2 separate regions of the Homo sapiens genome follow, and region 2 is linked to region 1. Evidence: read pairs that join two places in POLR2A ChIA-PET (ENCODE). Cell type or tissue: Panc1. All regions are shown on one strand. Each heading gives the region's core, and the rest is flanking DNA. Links, peaks and the distances in the headings are about the cores only.

What was found. ChIA-PET counts read pairs that join two places held together with the same protein. Peaks named below come from ENCODE experiments on the same cell type or tissue, not always from the same donor. Only the 100,000 strongest peaks of a DNase experiment are listed, where the experiment ranks them.
Region 2: POLR2A ChIA-PET joins it to region 1 with 16 read pairs; 3 of 35 experiments call an interaction of 5 or more read pairs at or near these places.

What each region holds. Positions count from the first base shown.
Region 1 is chr16:1,842,696-1,851,440 of GRCh38, reverse strand. It overlaps MEIOB (meiosis specific with OB-fold), which reads left to right. Exons shown (of 14, transcript NM_001163560.3): 10 at 6,478-6,579. Among named protein-coding and RNA genes, the nearest start is that of FAHD1, 20 kb to the right of the region's middle. In Panc1, for the core only: no CTCF peak of the experiment used is centred there; no DNase peak of the experiment used is centred there; H3K27me3 peaks cover 178 bases.
Region 2 is chr16:1,711,773-1,720,517 of GRCh38, reverse strand. The region is part of intron 1 of MAPK8IP3 (mitogen-activated protein kinase 8 interacting protein 3); the gene reads right to left. It overlaps MAPK8IP3-AS1 (MAPK8IP3 antisense RNA 1), which reads left to right and starts at 6,327. Exons shown (of 2, transcript NR_184234.1): 1 at 6,327-6,516; 2 at 6,731-6,989. RefSeq lists enhancers at 273-392, 1,633-1,802, 6,531-6,580. In Panc1, for the core only: no CTCF peak of the experiment used is centred there; no DNase peak of the experiment used is centred there; H3K27ac peaks cover 4,819 bases.

The DNA of each region.
Region 1 (8,745 bases), core at 364-8,363:
TATGTCCGTGAATTATGAAATATTTAAGGAGAACAGGTGGAACAGAGTCAGGAGGACCTAGAGAGCCACAAGGTGGTCGGGCACGCTGCATGGGAGAGTGACGTTTGAGCAAAGACTTGATGAGGAGGCTAAAGGGATAACCAAGGGAAAGCCCTGTGCCTATGTGTGGGAGGAACACCCAGGGGCTGGTGTGGCTGGAGCCCAGGAGTTCAAGGCCAGCAGGAGCTGTTCTGAGAAGAGATGGGGCACCCAGGAAGAAGGCCTCGGAGGCTGTTAGAGTGCACTGGCTTCTGCTCTGGATGGGGTAGCAGGCTGGGGTTTGGAGCAGAGCGGTGACAGCATCTGACTCGGCTCTGAGAGGTTTGCTCTGACTGCTCTGTTGGAAATTGATGGTGACACACGATAGTCTATTATCAACACTTAGGACAACAGTGCAACACTCTTCAGTTTTTTCTTTCCTGGAGGGAGGTACTATGTATGGTTTATTTATTTTAATTTAATTTTATTTATTTTATTTTTTTTGAGACAGTCTCACTCTGTTGCCCAGGCTGGAGTGCAGTGGCGTGATCTCGGCTCACTGCAAGCTCCGCCTCCCGGGTTCACGCCATTCTCCTGCCTCAGCCTCCCGAGTAGCTGGGACTACAGGCGCCCGCCACCATGCCTGGCTAATTTTTTGTATTTTTTATTAGAGATGGGGTTTCACTGTGTTAACCAGGATGGTCTCAATCTCCTGACCGTGTGATCTGCCTGCCTCAGCCTCCCAAAGTGCTGGGATTACAGGTGTGAGCCACTGCACCTGGCCTATGTATGGTTTATTATTAGAAATAACTTATTAATAAAAATAGTTTATTATTCTTTTTTTTTTTTAAATGGAGTCTTGCTCTGTCCCCAGGCTGGAGTGCAGTGGCACAATCTCGGCTCACTGCAGCCTCCGCCTCCTGGGTTCAAGCGATTCTCCTGTTCCAGCCTCCTGGGTTGGTTGCCCAGGTGCCCGCTACCATGCCCAGCTAATTTTTATGCTTTTAGTAGAGACGGGGTTTCACCATATTGGCCAGGCTGGTCTTGAACTTCTGGGCTCCAGTGATCCGCCCGCCTCGGCCTCCCAAAGTGCTGGGATTACAGGCATGAGCCACCACGCCCGGCCTGTTATTTTTACATTTAGTAATACCAGTGATAGTAAAATCTTCATCCTCTAAGGGCAAATTTGAGCTGGAAAAGTTTCTAAAAGACAGATTTGTCTGATGGAAAAGATGATCAAGCTTGACTGTACAATGGTATAAAAAACTCAAGATCTCATTAATGAGACAGATATTATAGGATGTTGTGCATTTGGCTCTGATGACAGATTCAAAGAAAAAAATGTCAAAGTATTTTGAGCAATAACCAACATCATTAGAAAAAATGCCATCTTTCTCAAGGAGACACATTTTTAAAATTTATTATTTATTGCTTAACTTTTTAATTGACAAAAAATTGAATACATTTTATACACTATGTTGTTTTGAAATATGTATACATTACAGAATGGCTAAATCAAGCTAATTAACATATGTGCTACTTCACATACTTATCATTTTTTTTGTGGTGAGAACACGTAAAATCTGTTCTCAGTACTTTTCAAGAATGTCATACGTTGTTACTGATCATAGCTACTACGTTGTACAGCAGATCTAGATTTCTTGGATTTATTCTGTCAAGGAAACAGATTTAAAGGAGAATACTCGCGAGAATGCACGAATTTGTGTGCTTGTTTATATCAGCTTTACTTTTTTTTTTAGTTTTACTTTAAGTTCTGGCATACATGTGCCGAACATGCAGGTTTGTTACATAGGTATACATGTCCCATGATGGTTTGCTACATCTATCAACCTGTCATCTAGGTGTTTTTTTTTTTTGAGACGGAGTCTCACTCTGTCACCCAGGCTGGAGTGCAGTGGCGCGATCTTGGCTCACTGCAAGCTTCGCCTCCCGGGTTCACAGCATTCTCCTGCCTCAGCCTCCCGAGTAGCTGGGACGACAGGTGCCCGCCACCACACCCAGCTAATTTTTTTGTATTTTTTAGTAGAGACGGGGTTTCACCATGTTAGCCAGGATGGTCTTGATCTCGTGATCTGCCTGCCTTGGCCTCCCAAAGTGCTGGGATTACAAGTGTGAGCCACCGCGCCCAGCCTTTTTTGTATTTTTAGTAGACATGGGGTTTCACCATGTTGGCCAGGATGGTCTTGATTTCTTGACCTCGTGATCCACCCACCTTGGCCTCCCAAAGTGTTGGGATTACAGGTGTGAGCCACTGTGCCCAGCCTAATTTTTGTACTTTTCGTAGAGACGGGGTTTTGCAGTGTTTCTCAGGCTGGTCTCAAACTGCTGGGCTCAAGTGATCCACTGGTCTTGGCCTCCCAAAGTGCTGGGATTACAGGCCTGAGCCACCATGCCCCACCTGAGCATCTTATATACCTTTTGCCTATCTGATGGGAGCTTATGACCCTCTCCCCTGAGAAGTGCTATTCCCATGTGTAGAATTTGCATAAACTGTCATATTCCTGGACCCGAAATCCATGAAGCCTAGGCTGAGGCTCTTCTTTTAAAAGGATTTTGCCGGCCAGGCGCAGTGGCTCATGCCTGTAATCCCAACACTTTGGGAGGCCGAGGTGGGCGGATCACTTGAGGTTAGGAGTTCAAGACCAGCCCGGTCAACATGGTGAAATATCATCTCTACTAAAAATACAAAAATTAGCCGGGCGTGGTGGTATGGTGCCTATAGTCCCAGCTACTAGGGAGGCTAAGGCAGGAGGATCGCTTCAGCCGGGGAGGTGGATGTTGTAGTGAGTCGAGATCATGCCACTGCATCCCAGCCTGGGCAACAGAGTGAGACTCTGTCTCCAAAAAAAAAAAAAAAGGAAAAAAAAAAAAAGGAGAAGGGATAAGATGATAGGATTCTCCTTATTGCTATTGCTGGCTTATGCCAGACATGCGGGAGGGACCAGGAGGAAAAGAGGGAAGTTTTAGATCACTCCCTGAAGGCATGTTCTGTAACATAGTTCTAGGAGATGAGTTACCTAGTTATCATAGATGATGCTTAATTCACCTGAAGAGATGAAGAGAGTAACAATGGAATTTAGCATGAAATAATGTATTCTGCAAGCCACATTACATTGTGTGGAAGAGGAATTTTGCTATTGCTTTTGTGGAGGATATTTAATGTGTTTAATATCAGTAGCAGTCACTGATAGAAAAAGATACTACTGGATCAAAATTTATCATCTTTTTGCCTACAAGAAGGGACAAGCCATAAGTGAGACTCCATCTCTACAAAAAATTAAAAAAAAATAGCTGGGCATGGTGGCGCGTGCCTGTGATCTCAGCTACTCAGGAGGCTGAGATAGGAGGACCGCTTGAACCCTGGAGGTAGAGACTGCAGTGAGCTGTGTTCATGCCACTGCACTGCAGCCTCGGTGACAGAGCAAGACCCTGTCTCAAAAAATAATAATAATAATAAAATAAAGCCATGATTGTTACTTTGGAAACATTTTTTAAAATGTTGGCATTATCATTTGTAGATAATGCCATTTCAGGAAACTTGAGAGAGCACACAGGCATTCAGCGAGCTGTGAGGTAAACTTGATAGAGTGTATTTCAGTCCCTGCCCTGCCACACAACCCTAAAACGGGGACAGGAATGATAGTGTCTACAGCCGTTTTTAGGCTACTCAAGGGCAGCCCGATTTATATGGGAACTTTGTTTTCTGATCAGTAGGTCATATTAAAGTAATCACAAAGTAGTTCCTTCTTTCTCTCTCTTTCTTTCTCTGTTTTTTCTTTCTCCCCTCCCCTCCCCTCCCCTCTTCTCTTTTCTTCTTTTTTTTGGGGGGTCTCAAACTCCTGACCTCAAGAAATCCTCCTGCCTCAGCCTCCTGAAGGATTACAGGTGTGAGCCACCTTGCTTGGCCCTAAAATAGGCTTTTTTTGTTTGTTTGTTTTTTGAGATGGAGTCTTGCTGTGTCACCTAGGCTGGAGTGCAGTGGCATGTGCTCAGCTCACTGCAACCTCCGCCTCCAGGGTTCAAGCAATTCTCCTGTCTCAGCCCCCCAAGTAGCTGGGATTACAGGCGCGCACCACCACACATGGCTAATTTTTACATTTTTAGTAGAGACGGGGTTTCACAATGTTGGCCAGCCTGGTCTTGAACTCCTGACCTCAGGTGATCCACCTGCCTCAGCCTCCCACAGTTCTGGGATTACAGGCGTGAGCCACAGCGCCCGGCCCAAAAATAGCTTTTTCTCTTTTTTTGAAATGGAGTCTTGCTATGTCGCCCAGGCTGGAGTGCAGTGGCGTGATCTCGGCTTACTGCAGTCTCTGCCTCCTGGGTTCAAGTTATTCCCCTGCCTGAGCCTCCTGAGTAGCTGGGACTACAGGTGTGTGCCACCATGCCTGGCTAATTTTTTGTATTTTAGTAGAGACGGGGTTTCACCATGTTGGCCAGGATGGTCTTGATCTCCTGACCTCGTGATCCGCCCGCCTCACCCTCCCAAAGTGCTGGGATTATAGGCGTGAACCACCACGCCCAGCCCATCATCTAGGTTTTAAGCCCCACATGCATTAGCTATTTGTCCTGATGCTCTCCCTCCCCTCACCCCCCATTCCCCAACAGGCCCCAGTGTGTGTTGTTCCCCTCCCTGTGTCCATGTTATCTCATTGTTCAGCTCCCACTTATGAGTGAGAACATATGGTATTTGGCTTTCTGTTCCTGTGTTAGTTTGCTGAGAATGGCGGCTTTCAGCTTTATCCATGTCTCTGCAAAGGACATGATCTCATTCCTTTTTATGGTTGCATTGTATTCCATGGTATACATGTACCACATTTTCTTTATCCAGTCTACCACTGATGGTCATTTGGGCTGGTTCCATGTCTTTGCTATTGTAAATAGTTATATCAGTTTTACTTTTAATTTCCTGGGCTACACCTGCCTTATAGAAATTAAGAAGCTCTAAATGGCTTGTGTTCATCCTAGCCAGGTGTCCAGATTCCCTTGTTTCTTTCTCTGCCCTGAGAGTGCTTATCAGATAGGGAGGGCACAATTCCTGCCTTTCTCTGACAGTCAGGATAACGCTATTGTCAGTGAGGACCTGCAGTGCTGGTACCCACCCATCCCTGCCAGCCCCCATCACAGGAAGCTCATTGGCTGGATTTCTGTGGCCTCACTCCAGCAGATGTTCCCATCTGAAGCACAGCAATTCATGATGCATATCTCTCCAAGTTAATAGAGTTCTGCATTCATTCATTCGCCCATGACCTTATCAGTATTTTTGAATGCCTTTTACTTGCCAAGAATTGAGATAATATACATTTCTGGAACAAGGAAGGAGATGAGTGGCTGGTCAGATGGATGTGAGGATAGTCATCACGTGGGACACTGCGTGCTGGCAAGGATTTGACAACCTAGTTCTGAGAAAGAACAGGTAGGAGACTTGTATTCTGGGAGCAAGGAGGAAGAAATGCCCAGATCTTCCCAGGGGAGTTAGGAAGTACAGACATTGTCAGGACAATTTGTAAAATATTCAGGGGGGCCTGGGGTACTTAATCATATGCCGGAGGCTGGGGTCCTGGGGTCCAAGGGCATCATGGGGGAGCTCTTTCCAAACTCGCGTTCCTGCCTTCTGGCACAGCACCCCTGACCCTTGAGCACACTCATGTGCCAATGTGGGGAGCTAGGCTTTTTATAGAGCCTATTTTATATATTTCAATTGCCTTTTGAAAACCTTTTTTTTATGATAAGTAAAGAAATACGTATAAAATTCAGAAAAAATATATAGAAACATAAACAAGGAAAACAAAGATCACCTACAATCCCACTGTCTAGAGAGAATCATTTTTTCGTATATATTCTTCCAGATAATTTTGCATTTATATATGTATTTTTTTTTTTAGACAGAGTCTTGCTCTGTTGCCCAGGCTGGAGTGCAGTGGCGCTATCTCAGTTTACTGCAAGCTCCACCTCCCAGGTTCATGCCAGTCTCCTGCCTCAGCCTCCCAACTAGCTGGGACTACAGGCGCCCACCACCACGCCTGGTTAATTTTTTTGTATTTTTAGTAGAGGTGGGGTGTCACCATGTTAGCCAGGATGGTCTCCATCTCCTGACCTTGTGATTCACCTGCTTCAGCCTCCCAAAGTGCTGGGATTACAGGCGTGAGCCACTGCGCCCGGTCCCTTATATATGTAGATTTTTTAATTAAAAGGGTATTGAACCACATAGGTTAGTAAGCTGCTCTTTTCACTAACATCTGTTTTAGATGTAATGTGGTGTACATCTCTCTATGTTTACAGAATTCTACATCACATTGTTAATGGCCACGTAATATTCTATTTGATTGTATTCTTACATGTCTTCACTTTTTACTATTAAAATGATTTTGGATGATTTAAATGTGATTTAAATGATAATCAGTTTGCTTTTTACTTATTATGCATTTTCAATTTAAGATATACCAGAAGCTAACATTCTGCTGAATTTTATACGAGAAAATAAAGAAACGAATGTTCTGGATGATGAAATTGACAGTTATTTCAAAGAATCCATAAATTGTAAGTGACCGTTTAAATATATTTGGATTTTTTTAAAGGCCGAAATTGGGCCTGTAAAGGTTTGTTTGACATGGTAAAAGATACCAGATTCCTATTCTGTAACTACTATATTTCTACTTTCTAAAGGTAGCTTAAAATAGTGGGCATCTTTTTCTTTTTCTTTTGAGCCCAGGAGTTCATGAGACCAGCCTGGCCAACATGGCAAAACGCCGTCTCTACTAAAAACACAAAAATTAGCCAGGTATCATGGGATGTGCCTGTAATCCCAGCTGCTCAGGAGGCTGAGGCAGGAGAATCCCTTGAACCTGGGAGGTGGAGGTTGCAGTGAGCTGAGATCCAGCCTGGGTGACAGAGCGAGGCTACACTCCAGCCTGGGTGTCAGAACAAGACTGTATCTCAAAAAATAAAAAAATAAAAGAAACACAATACAGAATGCTTGGCCAGGTGTGGTAGCTCACGCCTGTAATCCCAGCACTTTGGGAAACCAAGGTGGAGGGATCACTTGAGGTCAGGAGTTTGAGACCAGCCTGGCCAACATGGTGAAATCCCGTCTCTACTAAAAATACAAAAAATGAGCCAGGCATGGTAGGGGGCACCTGTAATCCCAGATACTCAGGAGGCTGAGGCAGGAGAATTGCTTGAACCCAGGAGGCGGAGGTTGCAGTGAGCCAAGATCACACCACTGTACTCCAGTCTGGGCAACAGAGCGAGACCCCGTCTCAAAAAAAAAAAAAAAAAAGAAACATAATACAGAATGCAACAAAGAGCCCCAAATAGTTATTTGGTTAACATCTTTTAATCTATCTTTTTGTGCATATATACTAATAGAAGGATAAAGACATAAAAATATTATAGATAAATAGATACACATCACCATCTTTTTATTGAAGAAAATTAAATTTCATGCACTAGACATCAACAAAAGAAAAGAAACCAATGAAGTGCTGAAGGAACCGGATAAGTTCTCATAAAAGTTTTCTAACCCAAGTAATATTAGTTCCTGGAAGATTCTTCTAAGATAAAGAAAAATAAAAATGAATAATAGGTTATTGTCTTTAGTTTTGTAAAGTTTATTTTTGTTGTTGCTTCACATCCTCACTAATGTTGTGTTATTACTCTTTTAAATGTTAGGTGTTTAGTGGAATTCTCTTTTTTTTTTTTTTTGAGATGGAGTCTGGCTCTGTCACCCAGGCTGGGATGCAAAGCCGCGATCTCGGTTGAGTGCAACCTCCACCTCCTGGGTTCAAGCGATTCTCCTTCCTTAGCCTCCCAAGTAGCTGGGATTACGGGCACACACTGCTACACCCAGCTAATTTTTTATTTTTAGTAGAGACAGGGTTTTGCTATGTTGGCCAGGCTGGTCTCAAACCCCTGACCTCAAGCGATCGACCAGTCTCAACCTCTCAAAGTGTTAGAATTACAGGCATGAGCCACCACATCCGGCCTACTCTTGTTTAATTTGTATTTTCCTGATGATTATTGAGGCCCAGTACGTGTATTGGCCATTTTGATAACTTTTGTTTTGTGATGTACTTTATTTATTTATTATTTTTTTTTATTTTATTTTTTGAGATGGAGTCTCGCTCTGTCGCCCGGGTTGGAGTGCAGTGGCGCGATCTCGGCTCACTGCAAGCTCCGCCTCCCGGGTTCACGCCATTCTCCTGCCTCAGCCTCTGGAGTAGGTGGGACGACAGGCGCCCACCCCACGCCCGGCTAATTCTTTGTATTTTTAGTAGAGACAGGGTTTCACCATGTTAGCCAGGATGGTCGCGATCTCCTGACCTCGTGATCCACCTGCCTCGGCTTCCCAAAGTGCTAGGATTACAGGCGTGAGCCACTGCGCCTGGCTGTGTGATGTACTTTTAAATTCTCTTCCCCATTTAAAAAATTGAGTCAGTGTCGCCGGGCGCGGTGGCTCACGCCTGTAATCCCAGCACTTTGGGAGGCCGAGGCGGGCGGATCACGAGGTCAGGAGATGGAAACCATCCTGGCTAACACGGTGAAAACCCGTCTCTACTAAAAATACAAAAAAAAATTAGCCGTGGTGGCGGGCGCCCGTAGTGCCAGCTACTCGGGAGGCTGAGGCAGGAGAATGGCATGAACCTGGGAGGCGGAGCTTGCAGTGAGCCGAGATCGCGCCACTGCACTACCGCCTGGGCGACAGAG
Region 2 (8,745 bases), core at 160-8,159, 130 kb after region 1:
CCTGATTTATTCACTGATTTATACTGAAATGCCTTTCAACACCAACAGGCGTACTCGACCACTTCCATTTTTGGCAGGTGTGTGTTCTGCTGGGAGTGTGTGTGTAGAGCACAGTTTGCTCAATCCATTATCTCTTTATGGACTTTCAGGTTGCTTTAAAATGTTTGCTACTATAAAAAGCTGGCCGGGCACGGTGGCTCATGCCTGTAATCCCAGCACTTTGGGAGGCCAAGGCGGGTGGATCACCTGAGGTCAGGAGTTCAAGACCAGCCTGGCCAACACGGTGAAACCCCATCTCTACTAAAAACACAAAAAATCAGCTGGGCGTGGTGGCGTGCGCCTGTAATCCCAGCTACTCAGGAGGCTGAGGCAGGAGAATTGCTTGAACCCAGGTTGCAGTGAGCCAAGATTGCGCCATTGCACTCCAGCCTGGGCAACAAGAGCGAGATTCCATCTCAAAAGAAAAACAAACAAACAAAAGCTGTGTGCACACACGTCTTTGTATATTCACCTGCTGGCTTCCTGCTCTCTGAGGCTGCGGTCATGCACTGCTAAGTGACTCTTCAGAGGGTGTCCCAACTTACACTTCCCCCTAAAAAGTGGGACAGTGCCCTTTTGTAGAACTCTCAACATTTCTTTCTTTTATACTTTTTGGTTTGTTTTTGAGGCTTTTTTTCTTTTACTTTTATTTTTCAATTTTTTGGGGACAGGGTCTCCCTCTGTCACCCACTGCAGCCTTGACCTCGCGGGCTCAAGCGATCCTCCCATCTCAGTCTCCTGAGTAGCTGGGCCCACAGGCACGTGCCACCACATTGGGCTAATTTTTGTGGTTTTTTTTTTTTTTTTTTTGTAGAGATGGGGTCTCCCTATGTTACCCAGGCTGATCTCAAACTCCTGGGCTCAAGCGATCCCCCCTCAGCCTCCCAGAGTATTGGGATTACAGGCATGAGCCACTGTGCCTGGCTACATTTTAGTCTGTTTCTGAGCCAGCACCACAGGTTTTTAAACTGGTGTTGTGGTGTTATGGTACTTTCTAGTATCTAATATCTGCTCTCCCTCTTACATCTTCCTTTTCAACATTTTCCTGGTTATTCCTAATTTCTCCTTCTAGATTGATTTGAGAATCATTTTGAATCACCGACATACATATTTATTTTTTGGTTATGCATTTCACCTGTCTGAAAGCACCAGGTCTCTGTCCCTTAGGAAGGGGCCATTTTTTTTTTTTCTTTTTAAAGATTGGGTCTCAGGCTGGGCACAGTGGCTCACAGCTGTAATCCCAGCACTTTGGGTTGCTGAGGCAGGAGTGTCACTTGAGGCCAAGAGTTCGAGCCCAGCCTGGGCAATATAACAAGACCTTACCTCTACAAAAAATAATTAGCTGGGCACAGTGTTGCATGCCCATAGTCCCAGCTACTTGGGAGGCTGAGGCAGGAAGATTGCTTGAGACGGGGTCTTGCTCTGTTATCCAGACTGGAGTACAGCAGCATGACCAAGGCTCACTACAGCCTTGACCTACCTACTGGGCTCAAGCAATCCTCCTGCCACAGCCTCCTGAACCACAGGCACTACAGGCGTGAGCCACCTCGCCCAGCCCCTAATGTTGAGTCGTTTTCAGTGAGAAGATGCTAGGGCTAGACTTGGGGTGAGAGAAAACTCATCTTGAGGAAGTGAAGAGTCCTCTGATGGGGCTTCTGGGGGTGGATGCTGGAACATTCTTTTTTTTTTTTTTGAGATGGTTCTGTTGCCCAGGCTGGTGTGCAGTGGTGCGATCTTGGCTCACTGCAACCTCCATCTCCCAGGTTCAAGCGATTCTCCTGCCTCGGCCTCTGACTAGCTGGGATTACAGGTGCCCACCACCATGCCCGGCTAATTTTTGTATTCTTAGTAGAGACAGGGTTTCACCATGTTGGCCAGGCTGCTCTTGAACTCCTGACCTCAAGGAATCTGCCTGCCTTGGGTTCCCAAAGTGCTGGTATTACAGGCGAGAGCCACCGTACCCGGCCTAGAAAATATTTTTATTTAAAGATCATTAGCCGGGCGCGGTGACTCATGCCTGTAATCCCAGCACTTTAGGAGGCCGAGGTGGGGGGATCACCTGAGGTCAGGAGTTCCAGAGCAGCCTGGCCAACTTGGTGAAACCCCGTCTCTACTAAAAATACAAAATTAGCCAGGCATGGTGATGCATGCCTGTAATCCCAGCTACTCAGGAGGCTGAGGCAGGAGAATCTCTTGAACACGGGAGGCAGAGGTTGCAGTGAGCCGAGGCCATGACATTGCACTCCAGCCCGAGTGACAAGAGTGAAACTCTGCTTCAAAAAAAAAAAAATCATTTACTTCTGATTTAAGAGAACCAAGAATTTTCAGCCGGGCTTGGTGGCTCACACCTGTAATCCCAGCACTTTGGGAGTCCGAGGCGGGCGAACCTTGAGGTCAGGAGATCGAGACCATCCTGGCTAACAAGGTGAAACCCCATCTCTACTAAAAATACAAAAAAGATTAGCCGGGTGTGGTGGCGGGCGCCTGTAGTCCCAGCTACTCAGGAGGCTGAGGCAGGAGAATGGCAGGAACCTGGGAGGCGGAGCTTGCAGTGAGCTGAGATCGTGCCACTGCACTCCAGCCTGGGCGATAGAGCGAGACTCCATCTCAAAAAAAAAAAGAGAACCAAGAATTTTCAGTGGTGGGGACTTGGGGAATAGAGATGAATTTAAGTCTATAAAGCACGATTACAAAATATAAACGGAGCTGAGAAAAATAAAGTTTTAACTATCAGCATTTTTTTTGAATGGGCCTGCATAGTACTAGATTATAAAAAAATAAAAGAACTACCCAGAATACAGCACGGTAGTATCTTGGTCCCAGAGACCTACTGAAGGTGTGACAATAGCAAAGTGAAAGGTTTCTGTACACGTGCTCGTGATCCATGCTGCAGGGCAGCGTGTATTTGACACGACCACCTATCTAACCGAGTCTAGTGAAATGCTGTGTGGCATCTGGACATGAGAGGCCACCTATGGGTCACCTTTGAGCATCCCAAGGAGCAATGACTTGAGATTACAAAATGAAGGAAAACATGGGTGTCGTTCCTCAGTCGAGACACGAAACAACTCTCACATCTAGGTACCAATATGCCACAGGATTCCCTTTTTAGACATGTTTTTAAGATGTACTTCCCCATCCCTCCCACGACCAAAGGGCTCTGCTTGAAAATTAAATTCAACTTATGTTTTCAGAATTTGCTTTTTGGTGAATTTCTTTCTTTCTTTTTTTTTTTTTTTTTTTGAGATGGAGTTTTACTCCGTCACCCAGGCTGGAATGCAGTGGCACGATCTTGGCTCACTGCAACCTCCGCCTCCTGGGTTCAAGTGATTCTCTTGCCTCAGCCTCCCAGTCTCCTGAGTAGCTAGGATTATAGGCACCCACCACCACACCTGGCTAATTTTTATTTTATTTTTTTTTGAGACGGCATCTCGCTCTGTTGCCCAGGCTGGAGTGCAGTAGCACAATCTCAGCTTACTGCAACCTCTGCCTCCCAGGTTCAACTGTTTCTCCTGCCTCAGCATCCTGAGTAGATGGGATCACAGGCGCCCACCACCACACGCGGCTAATTTTTTTTATTTTTAGTAAAGATGGGACTTCACTGTGTTAGCCAGGATGGTCTCGATCTCCTTGACCTCGTGATCCGCCTGCCTCAGCCTCCCAAAGTGTTGGGATTACAGGCGTGAACCACTGCGCCTGGTCATACCTGGCTAATTTTTGTATTTTTGGTAGATACGGGGTTTCGCCATGTTGGCCAGGCTGGTCTCAAACTCCTAACCTCAGGTCATCCACCCACCTCAGCCTCCCAAAGTGCTGGGATTAGAGCCGTGAGCCACCATGCCCAGCATTTTCGGTGAATTTCAAGATACATATTGAAATAACCTGGCTGGGCACAGTGGCTTACTCCTGTAATCCCAGCATTTTGGGAGGCCGAGGTGGGAGGATCACGAGGTCAGGAGTTTGAGACCAGCCTGACCAACGTGTGAAACCCCATCTCTACTAAAAATACCAAAATTAGCCAGGCGTGGTGGTGCGTACCTGTAATCCCAGCTACTCAGGAGGCTGAGGCAGGAGAATCTCTTGAACTCAGGAGGCAGAGGTTGCAGTGAGCCGAGATCGCGCCACTGCATGACAGAGGGAGACTCTGTCTCAAAAAAAAAAAAAAAAAGAAATGACCTGAGAGCATAGGGTCTTCGAAAATCTAGTAATCCAAGCCAGTTTTTTCAGTATTCCATAGAATGATATCATCCTTCCTTTTATATGTAAACAAAGTTAACGCAGTGACTGACTTTTAATGTCCAATATAAAATCAAGATGACAGTATTCTGGACTCAGAATGTCAGAGCAATGGCCAGGAAAGTTCTTTCACAGGGCGATCAACAGGCTTTTGGTAACTTTCACAACCCATGGACACTTTCCTGCTGAGTAAAGTAATACATTAAATCCAAACCTCGGCCGGTGCAGTGGCTCCCGCCTGAAATCCCAGCACTTTGGGAGGCTGAGGTGGGCAGATCACGTGAGGTCAGGAGTTCAAGACCAGCCTAGCGAACATGGTGAAACCCCATCTCTACTAAAAATACAAAAAATCAGCTGGGTGTGGTGGTGGGCGCCTGTGATCCCAGGTACTCAGGAGGCTGAGGCAGAATCGCTTGAACCCGGGAGGCAGAGCTTGCAGTGAGTAGAGATCACGCCATTGCACTCCAGCCTAGGCGACAGAGTGAGACTCCATCTCAAAAAAAAAAAAAATCCAAACCTCTCCTCTCATACGTTTGTTAGGCCAGGCTCACCAGCGAGAAACAATTCAGCTCTGGCTGGTTGGTTAGAAACGAATCTTGACACGAATCAAAGATCTCGTTCTTGTGCAATACCGATCAATTTATTTCCTTCCCTGGGAATGAGGGTGTAGTATGAATTTCCAAAGGAAAAACGCTCATTTTTGGTCTTTTATCTTAAGCAGGCAGACAGGTGCCGGGCACGTGCCTGGCAGATGCCCTTCATGGCTAGTTCCCAGGTACGGGCAGGGACCTCGCATGGCTGTGGTTACCCTGGGCTGGCAGGGGGCAGTCAGAGCTCTTTCCATTTCCCACAATTGCCTGGCCACCTAGGTCTAAAATGCAGAGAGAGGACGTGCAGGGGGTGGCTCTGGAGTTACAAAGCTGCCCCTGAAGCCTGCTGGACGGGACACGGGTCGAGGGAAGGACATTTCTCCATTCAGGTATTACGTGTGGGGCTGAGAGAGCTGGCCACTAGCTCGGGACTCCAAAAACCAGGTTGAAAAGCAAGGCTTCCTCACGTTCTGTGAAAGGGATGGCTGGGTTCAGTGTCCACGTAAAACAAATCCCAACTGGTTGAATACGAACTGATTTCAAGAATGGGTAAGACAGATGGGAAATAGATATATATATATTTCCCATCTGTCTTACTAGTACATATACATTTGTATTGGGAAATATATATATAAATTTATATGGTTGGTACCAGCGGAAGAAAAATGAAGATAAAACCAAAACCTCAAGTTAAGTGTCCCATCCTATGAAACATCTCCCTGGGAAAAATTATTCTCAAGTAAACTTTTATTCTCTGGTGCATTCTTAGGAGTTTACATTGGCTTCTGAAACTTCCTAATCAGCCCCAACCTCCGACTCCCTCTGGTTCCACTGAACGAGAGGCCTGCTAACCGTGCCTCAGTTCACTCTTCTCAGTAGCCAAAGGGTCCCTGCTCTCAAAACATGAATGCTCTAACCCGAGGCAGGGACATAGAGACACACGTGTGCAAGGGCCCACTGGGACTGTGCGTATATCTGGGAATTCATTTCCTGGGGAGAAGGAAAGGTGATGGGCAGGCTGGCTGAGGAAAGGTTAGGGAACAGGAGCCCCAAACTCCCCAGAGGCCTGGGGAGGAAGGGGCCCCCCGAAACTTTAACAAAAGGCAAGTTTTGAATCTGGTTGTTGATAACAAGAATTGAAATGTCCTAGACCCTGTGTGAGAAACGCACCACACGGAGGAGAGGTCTTGAGGAAAGGCCCTGTCGCGTTTCACGTGGCACGCCCTGGATCTCTTGCCGTAACAGTGGCTCAAAAGAAAATGCACCAGAGTAATGATGCTGTGGGCTCTAAGGGTCTCCGCAAAGACGCACCCCCCTCATAAGCGGATTCTAGTCTCTGGGTTTCACTGCCAGCCTGCCCCAGAGCAGTGCTTGGCCCAACACCCTGCCAACGGGGTGAGCGGGCTTACAAACCGCTCATGCGTGAAGGTTACGTAAAAACAAGCCGCCCAGCTCCCCTGCAGGCAGGCGGATGGACAAACGGCACTGCTGGGACCCTGCTTGGCCATGGGGGAAGGACACACACAGCCTGGGTGAGTCCCCGAATCACTGTACCGAGTGGAAGATGTCAGAGGAAACCACGTACGCACTGCAGGAGGCCATTATGCAAAGCTCTAGAAGATGCAAATTAACCTACAGTGACTGAAGGCAGGTCAGTGGTTACCTGGGGACAGGTGGGGCAAGGAGGGGTCGGAGGGGGATTACATAGGACACAGGGAACTCTGGGGTCCGGGCGTCTACGCTGCTTGGACTGCAGGGATGGCTTCTGGTGTTTATACGTATTTCAAAACTCATCAAATTGTACTCTTTAAGTATGTACAGTTCAGTGTATGTCAATGATACTGCAATAAAATTGTTACCCACAGAAAGAAAACAAAAAGCAGCCCAAGGCGAAAAAGTCGATCCTGTGCCCTGAGCACAGGCAGTCCTGAGGTGCGAGCGGTTTCCCACCAGGCTCTTCTTGGCCTTTCGAGAACTTCAGCCCCTCTCTGCTGTTTCCTGTTGCTGGCATCCACTTTCCCATCTCACAATATTTTCTCCTGTCTGGTCTCCTGTATCTGAAACCCACTGCTACGGGATCTCCCCTCTTTCTGGAAAATGTTCATTAAACAGGAAACAAACCCACCCTTTAAGCATCTTCCTTTCTTGCATGAAGCTGAGTAACTCACCATCTGCCCTTGCTTCCAGGCAGCTCAGCTAGACTGCCCACAGCCACACTGTCCAGTATGGAAGCCCTGGCCACATGTTTACATTAATTAAAATAAAACACAGCCGGGCATGGTGGCACGAGCCTGTAGTCCCAGCTATTCGGGAGGCTGAGATGGGAGGATTGCTTCGGTCCAGAAGTTTGAGACCAGCCTGGGCAACGTGGCGAGACCTCATCTCCGAAACAAGTAAATACAACTAAAAATCCAGTTCCTCAGTTCCATGAGTCATGCCTAAAATGCTCAACGGCCCTATGTGGCCAGCAGCTACTGAAGTGGACAGCACCAAATACAACATTTCCATCATCCCAGAACGTTCTGTCAGAAAGGCTGCTCCAAAGAGACAGTCCTTGACCTTCCGGAACTGCACAGTTTGGTGAGATGTGTGCAGAGACAGAGGAAAGCCGGCTTCCCTTTATCCACACACACAGATGGCCAGCATCTCCGGGTGTGCCGAGAAAAGGAAACAACAGGCTCAGGCTGAATGAACCAAAGGGTGCCGGCCCCTTGTTGGCAGGGAGCAGCTTAACTTGCGGAAGCCGGGAGAGAGGCCTGGTGGGGGCCCAGCTCCCCAGGCAGGGGCGGCAGAGTGGGTGATGGGGGCTTCTCTGCAGGTGCACTGCGGAGGCAGACACCAGCGAATCCGGCAGAGACGGGAACTAGCCAGATAAACCCCGAGGGAGGGGTGGGGGCAGGTGGTCTAGGAGGCAGGAACTGCAGGTCTGCAGAATGGGGGGCAGCCAGAAGACCAGAGGCAGATGAGGCTGGTGAGAGGTGGGCCCAGTGGGGGGCCACCTGGGGAAGACAGCCTCACTCTGTCCACCCAGTGTCCTGGCCCACCTTGTCACTCAGATCCCCTCATGTTATCACCACCTGAGATGTCCAGTCTGCCCCAGGAGAGCAATCAGCTAATCCCCCTGCCTGGAATTCACCCTAGCACTCAGAGACCAGATATGCTTTGTGAGGGTTCTCTGGGCTGGCAAAGTGGCGGCGGTGGGAGTGGCCGGGAGACCCTGGGATGGTGGTGACTGGAAGCAGAAGGCAGCAAAGGAGATGAAAAGTGGGGACATTAAAGAACTCCTGAGGCTGGCCGGGCGCGATGGCTCATGCCTGTAATCCCAGCACTTTGGGAGGCCGAGATGGGTGGATCACGAGGTCAGCAGATCGAGACCATCCTGGCTAACACGGTGAAACCCCATCTCTACTAAAAATACAAAAAATTAGCCGGGCGTGTTGGCGGGCACCTGTAGTCTCAGCTACTCGGGAGGCTGAGGCAGAAGAATGGCATAAACCTGGGAGGTGGAGCTTGCAGTGAGCCGAGATTGCGCCACTGTACTCCAGCATGGGTGACAGAGCGAGACTCCATCTCAAAAAAGAAAAAAAAAAAAAAAAAAAAAGAACTCCTGAGGCCAAAAGAACACCAGGACCTAGTGGCGGCTAGATACTTGGGGTGACAAGGGGAGCTCGGGACCTCAGTTTTCTTTTTTTTTCTTTTTTTTTTTTTTTGAGACGGAGTCTCCCTCAATTGCCCAGGCTGGAGTGCAGTAGCGTTGCAATCTCGGCTCACTGCAAGCTCTACCTCCTGTGTTCAAGCGATTCTCCTGCTTCAGCCTTCCAAGTAGCTGGGAGTACAGGTGTGCATCACCATGCCCAGCTAATTTTTGTATTTTTAGTAG